Regions from separate parts of the Homo sapiens genome. Here region 2 is linked to region 1. A link is an interaction called in ENCODE POLR2A ChIA-PET data of the cell type or tissue named here. Cell type or tissue: GM12878. All regions are shown on one strand.

The links. ChIA-PET counts read pairs that join two places held together with the same protein. Peaks named below come from ENCODE experiments on the same cell type or tissue, not always from the same donor. Only the 100,000 strongest peaks of a DNase experiment are listed, where the experiment ranks them.
Region 2: POLR2A ChIA-PET joins it to region 1 with 10 read pairs; 2 of 35 experiments call an interaction of 5 or more read pairs at or near these places.

Annotation. Positions count from the first base shown.
Region 1 is chr1:39,048,531-39,053,530 of GRCh38, reverse strand. The region is part of intron 2 of LOC124904088 (a long non-coding RNA gene); the gene reads right to left. Among named protein-coding and RNA genes, the nearest start is that of NDUFS5, 25 kb to the right of the region's middle. RefSeq lists an enhancer at 1,068-1,569. In GM12878, no CTCF peak of the experiment used is centred here; no DNase peak of the experiment used is centred here.
Region 2 is chr1:39,725,047-39,730,046 of GRCh38, reverse strand. No RefSeq gene overlaps it. Among named protein-coding and RNA genes, the nearest start is that of PPIE, 11 kb to the left of the region's middle. In GM12878, no CTCF peak of the experiment used is centred here; a DNase peak (open chromatin) is centred at 2,636.

The DNA.
Region 1 (5,000 bases):
AGATTACTTAGAAATGTGTTATTTAGTTTTCAAGTGTTTGAAGATCTTCCTGGAGATTGTCTTTGTGTTATTAATTCTAAGTTTGAGTCCATTTTGGTCATACACTCTGTATGATTTCAATTCTTTTAAATTTGTTGAGGTTTGTTTTATAACCCAAGATATGGTTGATCTTGATACATGTTTCATGGGTGCCTAAAAAGAATGTGTTTTTTTTGTTGTTGATGTACTATAAGTGCTGATTACATCCTGTTGGCTAATGGTAGTGTTAAATTCTATATCCTATTACAGGTGTGAGCCACACACTCAGCCCTGTTGACTTTCTGTCTAATAGTTTTTCTTGTTTTGTTTTTTGGGGTTTTTGTTTTTTTTTTGAGATGGAGTTTCACTCTTATTGCCCAGGCTGGAGTGCAATGGCATGATCTCGGCTCATTGCAACCTCTGCCTTCCAGCTTCAAGCGATTCTCTTGCCTCAGCCTACCAAGTGCTGGGTTTACAGCCGTGCACCACCACACCCAGCTAATTTTTGTATTTTTTTAGTAGAGGCGGGGTTTCACCATGTTGGCCAGGATGGTCTCAATCTCTTGACCTTATGATCCACCCACCTCGGCCTCCCATAGTGCTGGGTTTACAGCCGTGAGCCACCACGCCCAGCCTAATTTTTGTATTTTTAGTAGAGACGGGGTTTCACCATGTTGGCCAGGCTGGTCTCGAACTCCTGATCTCAGGTGATCCACCTGCCTTGGCCTCCCAAACTTCTGTGATTACAGGCATGAGCCACCGCGCCTGGCCAGGTTCACTTATTTTTCAAGTCTGTTGTTTGGTACGTACACATTTAAGTTTGGTATGTGTTCCTTTTTCTTTTCTTTTTTTCTTTTTTTTCTTTCCTTTTTGAGGCAAGGTCTCGCTCTGTCGCCCAGGCTGGAGTGCAGTAACTTATCACAGTCTACTGGTGTTGACATTTTACCAGTTTGAGTGAAAGGTAGAAACATTACCTCTATACCTCTGGAAAGTTCTACCAGATTACAAATAAAGAAAGAAACCTTTTTCTGTGTCCTTTTACTCTCCCATTATAATGTAACTATCTTAAGTATTTCCTCTACATATATGGACAGCCACTTAGACAAGCGTAATTTTTGCTTCAACTGTTGAACATAATTTAGAATACTCAAGAGGAAAAAGACAATCTATTGTATTGACCTGTATGTTTGCTCTTTTTGTCCTTTTTTCCTGCCTGATGTTCCAAGATTCCTTTTGTTACCACTCCCTTTGTTTAGAGAATTGCCTTTAGTAATCCCTATAAAGTAAATCTGCCAGTGACAAATTCCCTTAGTTTTTCCCTCATGTAAGAATGTCATGATTTCCTCCCCCACAGCCCTTCCCCCCAATTCCTGAAGGATTGTTTCACCAGGTATGGGATTCCAAGTTGATAGTTCTTTTCTTTCAGCATTTCAAAAATGTTCCAGCTGGGCGCAGTGGCTCAGGCCTGTAATCCCAGCACTTTGGGAGGCCGAGGTGGGCAGATAACGAGGTCATGAGTTCGAGACCAACCTGGCCAATATGGTGAAACTCCTGTCTTTACTAAAAATACAAAAATTAGCCAGGCATGGTGGCGCGCCTGTAGCCCCAGCTACTTGGGAGGCTGAGGCAGAAGAATTGCTTGAACCTGGGAGGCGGAGGTTGCAGTGAGCCAAGATCGCGCCACTGCACTCCACCCTGGGTGAAAGAGTAAGACTCTTGTCTAAAAAAAAAAATGTTGTTCCACTTCCTCCTGGCCTCCATGGTGCCTTACGAGAAATTCAGCATCATTTGAATTGTTTTCCCCCTATAGGTAATGTATCATTTCTCTCTGGCTGCTTTCAAGAATTTGTGGCTGGGTGCGGGTGGCTCACACCTGTAATCCCAACACTTTGGGAGTCTGAGGCGGACAGATCACCTGAGGTCAGGATTTCGAGACCAGCCTGGCCAACATGGTGAAACCCCATCTCTACTAAAAATACAAAAAATTAGCCAGGCATGGTGGTACACGTCTATAGTCCCAGCTACTTGGGAGGCTGAGGCAAGAGAATCGCTTGAACCCAGGAGGCGGAGGTTGCAGCGAACTGAGATTGTGCCACTGTGCTCCAGCCTGGACAGCAGAGGGAGACTCCATCTCAAAAAAAAAAAAAAAAAAAAAGTATATGTTGAGAAGTTTATGATGTGTTTTCTCATGGGCATATCCTGTTTGAGGTTTGCTCAGCTATGTGAATCTGTCAGTTTGTCTTTTGCAAAATTTGGGCAAATTTCGGCTATTTGTTCTTTTAATATTTCTTCTCCTTCTGTGACTCCAATGACATGAATGTTAGATCTTATGTTATTGTCTCACATGGCCCTGAGGCTCTGTTTTTTTTTTTTTCCATTCTATTTTTTTTCCCTAGTGTTCAGATTGGATAATTTGTAGTTTTCTGTCTTCAAACTCATTCTTTCCTCTGTCCTCTCCATTCTGTTGCTGAGCTTATTCATTGAGTTTTAAATTTCAATCATTGTATTTTTTATTCCTAAAATTTCCATTTGGTTCTTCTTTATGTATCGATCTGTTGAGACATTATATTTTCCAGACTTTCCATTTTTTCATTTGTTCCAAGTATGTTTGTATTTGAACACGTTATATACATTGAAGCATTTTTATGATGGCTACTTCAAAATCTTTTTCAGATAATTCTAATATCTGTGTCATTTTGGTGTTAGTGTATATAGATTATCCTTTCTTATTCAAAATTTTCTGGTTCCGGTTCAAATGACTTTAAGACCTGGACATTTTGCACATCATGTTATAAGACTCTGGATCTTATTTAATGTTTTGGGATAGGGTCTCACCTTGTCACTCAGGCTGGAGTGCAGTGGGGTCATGACTCACTGCAGCCTCAACCTTCTGGCCTCAAGCAATCCTCCCATCTCAGCCTCCCAAGTAGCTAGGACCACAGGCAGGCATCAGCATGCCCAGCTAATTTTTTTGTTTTTTGTTTTTTTGTAGCAGCAAGGTCTCCGTATGTTGCCCAAGCTGGTCTTGAACTCCTGGGCTTAAGCAATCCTCCCACCTCAGCCTCCCAAAGTGCAGGGATTACAGGCATGAGCCACTGCGCCCAGCCTCTGGATCTTACTTTATAGCTTGTGTTTCAGCAGGCCTCCTCTAACATTGCTTCTGTGGGGAAAGTGCGGATGCTACCTTATTTTTACCAGGAGGGTGTGGAAGTCCAGGTTTTCCACTTGGCCTCCATTGACACCGGTGTTGGCAGGGCTCCTTCTTACTGCTGGGCAGGGGTGGGAGTCCAGTTTCTCTATTAGGCATTCACTGATACCACACCGGCTGGGAGAGGGAGTGGGCCTCCACCGACATTGTTGGGAGAGGTGGCCTTGATTATGGATGAAAGGCCTGAGTGGATAACTAGGCCTCTTCTACATCACCCTGGTGGGGAAGGGAAGGAGTACTTCATTACAGCCTAACAAGGTTTGGAGATCTAGGCTTTCCACTTGGCCTTTGCTGATGGGGGTGAGGGTGGGGCTGGAGTAGAGGGGCTATAGTCTAAAGGCTGTCTGTCGGCTGGATGCAGTGGCTCATGGCTGTAATCCCAGCACTCTGGGAGGCTGAGGCAGGCGGATCATTTGAGGCCGAACGAAAGGCTGAGGCAGGCAGGAGAACTGCTTGAACCCGAGAGGCAGAGGTTGCAGTGAGTCGAGATCGTGCCACTGCACTCCAGCCTGGGCGACAGAGTGAGACTCTGTCTCAAGAAAAATCAAACCAAATGAAAACTAAAAATAAAAAAATCAAGGCTGTCTGTCTTTCTAGGCTGTTTATTTTCTTGTCCTTTGACTCAGAAAGCAGACTTGCAGGACACCATGGTTCACGCTTATAATTCCAGCACTTTGGGAGGCTGAGGCCAGAGGATTGCTTGAGCCCAGGAATTTGAGATCAGCCTGGGAAACAGTGAGACCCCCATCTCTACAAAAAAACATAACAAACAAACAAACAAAAAAAACAAAAAGGCCGGGCACGATGGCTCATGCCTGTAATCCCAGCACTTTGGGAGGCCGAGTCGGGCGGATCACCTGAGATCAGGAGTTTGAGACCAGCCTGACCAACATGGTGAAACCCCATCTCTACTTCTAAAAATACAAAAAATAGCAGGGCGTGATGGTGCATGCCTGTAATCCCAGCTACTCAGGAGGTGAGGCAGGAGAACTGCTTGAGCCCAGGAGGCAGAGGTTGCAGCAGTGAGCTGAGATCGCGCCAGTGCACTCCAGCCTGGGCAACAAGAGTGAAACTCCGTTTCAAAAAAAAAAAACAACTGTATTGATTAGTCAGGCATGGTGGCGCAGATCTGTAGTCTAAGCAGCTTAAGCCTGGGAGATCAAGGCTGCAGTGAGCCATGATTGCACCACTGCACTCCAGCCTGGGCGATAGAGCAAGACACTCTTTCAAAAAAAAAAAAAAAAAAAAGACAAGCTTTTCTTGGGGCTTTTGTCTGCAATCGTTGGCAGTTTTGGGTTGCTGGCTTCTCCAGTACCCATTCTGACATATATGAGGCAAAAAGAAAACTTAGGGAGGTCACTGCTGAGTCATTCCTTGGATCTGGAGGTCCCTAACCAATCTGCTTTCTTCTTGTTCAGAGTCATCTTATGTTCATTTTGTATAATATAGAGTGTTTTTGGGGTTTTTAGCTGTACTTAGCAGGAGGACTGGGGAAAAGAATATCTACTCTATCTCTCAGAAGCAGAAGTTGCTCCAGATACTTTGAAAAATTAAAGCCAGTGTTTAAAAATTCCTCAAAATGGCCAGGCATTGTGGCTCACACCTGTAATCTCCACATTTTGGGAGGGCAAGGCGGGGAGCCTAGGGGTTGGAGACCAGCCTGGACAACATGGCGAAGCCCTGTCTCTACAAAAAAATTAGCTGGCATGGGGCGGGAGCGGTGGCTCACGCCTGTAATCCCAGCACTTTGGGAGGCCGAGGCGGGAGGATCACG
Region 2 (5,000 bases), 680 kb before region 1:
CGGTTCCAGAACTAGATAGTGATGAGGGTTGCACAACATTGTGAAAGTACCAAATGCCACTGAATTGCACACTTTAAAATGGTTACAATGGCAAGTTTTGTGTTGTGTGTATTTTGCCACAATAAAAAGAATTGTCGATTGGGCCGGACTTCTAGTGATGGTGGAATGAAGAGTTCACAAACTGTCTCATGAAAAACAACTATAAAACCGGACAGAATTGTCAAAGACAGACATCTCAGGCCTCTAGAAATTGACAATGCACACAACAAATTGAGAAGTGTTTATTCATGAAAAACTGCTGAACTTCAGGTAAGAACAGTGGGAATCTGTGGTGTTTTTGCCTGGTACTCTCACCTCTCCCCTCCCTGTCCAGTATGGATGGCACAGCCATGCTACCAGGGCAGAGCTGGTTGTGAAAAACAGCAGCTTTGCTGCTGCTGGAAAGGGCTGACTTGATTTAGAATAGAGAACAAAAAACATATGCCAAGTAATATTCTCAATAAGAATATCAAGCTCAGTGGGAATTGAACTGGGAAAGCCATAGCTCTGCTAGCCTGAGGTTGCAGTCCCACTAGGCAGCCAAGCTAGAAATTTAACAAGGAGATCCCGGAAACAAAAAAACCGAAGAGGGACTGGATGAGCTCTCCCCACATCCCTGGCTGGTTGGAGGGCTGCGCCACACATGTACAGGCAAGGCCCAAAAGGGCTTTAGCTCTGCATACATTCCTGGCAGACTGGAGACTGTCCACACAAAGGAAGTACCAGAAAAGCCCATTGGAAAGGAAAACCTGGGGAAAACTTGAAAAGTGCCCAGACTTTGAAAGCACTCCTCAACCCACACACAGATTCACAGGCAAAGAGTGGAAGGCTTGCTGGCACAAAGTGTTTGAGTAAAACCTCTGACTAATCATTGGTTTACCACTGAGATATTCAGACACGAGGGTGCCCCCTAGGAAGCCAAGATTTTAAAAAAATAAGAATTAGAAAACAAACAAACAAAAAACAAAAAACACTTGAGACAGACAACTCTAAAACACCCCTAAGAGAGACAGGTTCTGCAAATTTAATCCAGGCAAGTTTCTAAAAGGCGAAACAAATAATAAACAAGCAAATAAAATCAGCCAGGTGTAGTGGCTCGTGCCTGTAATCCCAGCATGTAAGGAGTCTGAGATGGGAGGATCACTTGAGCCCAAAAGTTCGAGACCAGCCTGGGCAACATAGTGGTGATACGGAAATGCTGGTAAAGGAAGAGCATAGTCCTATTTATTTATTTATTTATTTATGAGACAGAGTCTTGCTCTGTCGCCCAGGCTGGAGTGCAATGGCGCAATCTCTGCTCACCGCAACCTCTGCCTCCTGGGTTCAAGCAATTCTGCCTCAGCCTCCCGAATAGCTGGGATTACTGGCGCCCGCCACCACGCCCAGCTAAGGTTTTGCATTTTTAGTAGAGATGGGGTTTCACCTTGTTGGCCAGGCTGGTCTCAAACTCCTGACCTCGTGATCCACCCGCCTCGGCCTCCCAAAGTGCTGAGATTACAGGCGTGAGCCACCGCGCCCTGCCCGAGCATAGTCACTTTTAAATGATACGGAAAAGGGGGAGGGAAGTGCTGGTAGAGGAGGGTGTGGTCCCTGGCTAGGGCTCCACCCCCATGAACGAGGATGAGGACAAGCATTTTTGTTTTCGTGACCAAATGCTGCATTTCCGAAGACCACCCTGACCTGCCACGCCCCCATCCTCTGCCTATAAAAACCCTGAGACCCTAGCCGGCAAACACACAAGCTGCTGGATATGGAGCGGAGCAGATCGGTGGAAGAACACAGAGGCTGCTGAAGGTAGAGAAGCGCACAACAGCGGAGGAACACACGGGTGGCTGGATGTCAAGAGCACTGCACCGACAGGAACTGGTATGCCCACAGTCCACCGACTGGCAGAACAATGCAGAGTGTGGTTCTCTGAGTGCCCGACTCCGGCGGGAAACCATCTCTCTTCTGGGTTCCCCATCTGCTGAGAGCTAGTTCCACTCAATAAAACCTTGCACTCATTCTCCAAGCCCACGTGTGATCAGATTCTTCCGGTACACCAAGGCAAGAACCCCAGGATACGGAAAGCCCTCTGTCCTTTCGACAAGGTAGAGGGTCTAATTGAGCTGGTTAACACATGCCACCTCTAGACGGCAAACTAAAAGAGCACCCTGTAACACAAGCCCACTGGGGCTTCAGCTGTAAACATTCACCCCTAGACACTGCTGTGGGGTCGGATCCCTGCAGCCTCCCCGTCTGTATGCTCCCCTAGAGGTTTAAACAGCGGGGCATTGAAGAAGTGAGCCACACCCCCATCCCACGCCCTGTGAAGGAGGACAAGGGAACTTTTTCCGTTTCAGTGGGACCCCATCTTTACAAAAAAATAATTTAATTAGTCAGGCATGGTGGCATGCACCTATAGTCCCAGGTTTTCAGGAGGCTGAGGTGGGAGGATTGTTTGAGGCCTGGGGGTGGGGGCTGAAGGCTGCAGTGAATAGTGATTCTGCCAATGCACTCTAGCCTGGCTGACAGAGGAGACCCTGTCTCAAAACGAAACAAAAAACTGACCTGCAATAAAAACAACCCTCAGGGGAAAAATCAGAATCCAGAGTCACTACAGCATATTATTTTAAAATCCAGTTTTCGACAAAAATAATGAGACATGCAAAGAAACAGGAAGATGTGACTCATACTCAGAAAAAAAAACCCGTCAATAGAAAATTGTCACTTTTCAAGACCAGGTGTTGCATTCAGCAAACAAAGACATCAAAACAGCTATTATAAATATGTTACAAAATTTATAGTAACTATGTTTAGAGAAATAAAAAAATTAATGTCAAAGACTCAACAAATAGTAAATCTCAATAAAGAACTAGAAGCTATAAACAAGAATTAAATGGAAATTCTAGAATCAAAAAGTACAATAACAAATGAAAAATTCACAAAATGAACTCAGCAGCAGACCTGAGATGTCAGAAGAAAGAATCAGTGAACTTGAAGATAGTAGAATAGAAATAATCTAATCTGAGGAAGAGAGAGAAAGATGAAACAAAAGGAATAGAACCTCAGAGATCTGTGGTATATCATGAAGCATACAAACCTGTGTCAAAGTGTGATGTCTATGGAAGTCTCAGAAAAAAGAGAGAAAGGGGAAGAAAACATACTTGAAGAAATAATGGACAAAAACTTTCCAAATTTGAAAATTCATCTACAGATTTAAAAAACCCAAGGAACTCCAAGTAAGAGAAACATAAAGAAATCCACATTTAAACACATTGTCATCAAACTGTGTTTTTTGTTATTTGTGTGTGTGTGTGTGTGTGTGTGGCTTTTTTGTTTGTTTGTTTGTTTTTTGAGACAGAGTCTCGCTCTGTCACCCAGGCTGGAGCGCAGTGGCGTGATCTTGGCTCACTACAACCTCCACCTCCCAGGTTCAAGCGATTCTCCTGCCTCAGCCTCCCTAGTGGCTGGAATTACAGGAGTGTTCCACATAGAGAAATCCTGTCTCTACTAAAAATACAAAAATTAGCTGGGTACAGTGGTCCACACCTGTAATCTCAGCTACTGGGAAGGCTAAGGCACGAGAATCGCTTGAACCTGGGAGGCGGAGGTTGCAGTGAGCCAAGATTGTGCCACAGCACTCCAGCCTGGGCAACAAAGTGAGAATCTGTCTCAAAAAAAAAAAAAAAAAAGTCAATAGATACATTAATATAGTACACTTAAAAAATGTTTTAACACAAAAGAAGGCAGTCAAGGAAGGGCAGAGAAACAGAACAGGATAAATATAGAAAACAAACAGAAAAATGGCAGTCATAAATCCAGCTATACCAATAAATACATTAAATGTGAATAGACTAGACAGAAAAAACAGACTGTTAGACTAAATGTTTTAAAAAGCAGGATTTAATTATATATTGTCTATCAGAGACACATCAAATTCAAAGACAGAAGTAGGTTGAAAGTAAAAGGATGATAAAAGATGTATCACATGAACAGGAATCCTAAGAAAGCTAAATTGGCTGTATTAATATCAGACAAAATAGGCTTTAAGATAAGAAATATTACTAGAGATAAGTATAAAAAGTACTCCTGCAACTGAGTAATAAGAAGACAAATGATCTAATTTAAAAATGGGTGGCCAGGCGCGGTGGCTCACGCTTGTAAGCTCAGCACTTTGGGAGGCCAATGTGGGTGGCTGACCTGAGGTCAGGAGTTCGAGACCAGCCTGGACAACATGGTGAAATCCCATCTCTATTAAAAACACAAAAATTAGCTGGGCAAGGTTGCAGGTGCCTGTAATCCCAGCTACTTGGGAGGTTGAGGCAGGAGAATTGATTGAACCCGGGAGGCGGACGTTACAGTGAACTGAGATCACACCACTGCACTCCAGCTTAGGCGACAGAGCAATACTCCATTTCAAAAATAAATAAATAAAAATAAAAATAAAATAAAAATGGTCAAAAAATTTGAGTAGACATTTCACCAGAGGAGAGATGAAGAGACAAAGAATTGATGAGTAAATGAAAAGATGCTCAACATCTTTAATCATTCGGTATATGCATATTAAAACCGAAACGAATATGCTACTCACATCTGTAGTCCTGGCACTTTGGGAGGTCAAGGCAGGCGGATTACTTGAGCCCAGCAGTTTGAGACCAGCCTGGGCAACATGGCAAGACATGTCTCTGCAAAACACACACACACACACACACACACACACACACACACACACACACACACACACACACACTAGCCAGGCGTGGTGGCTCTGTGGTCCCAGCTCCTTGGGAGGCTGAGGTGGGAGGATCTATTAAGTCCAAGAGGGTGAGACTGCAGTGAGCCATGATCCTGCCACTGCACTTCAGCAAAAAAAGAAAATACACTGCTGATGGGAATATAAAATGGTGGAACTACTTTGAAAAGAGTTTGACACCTACTAAAATTTTAACTCTAACTATGACCCAGCAATTCCTCTCCTA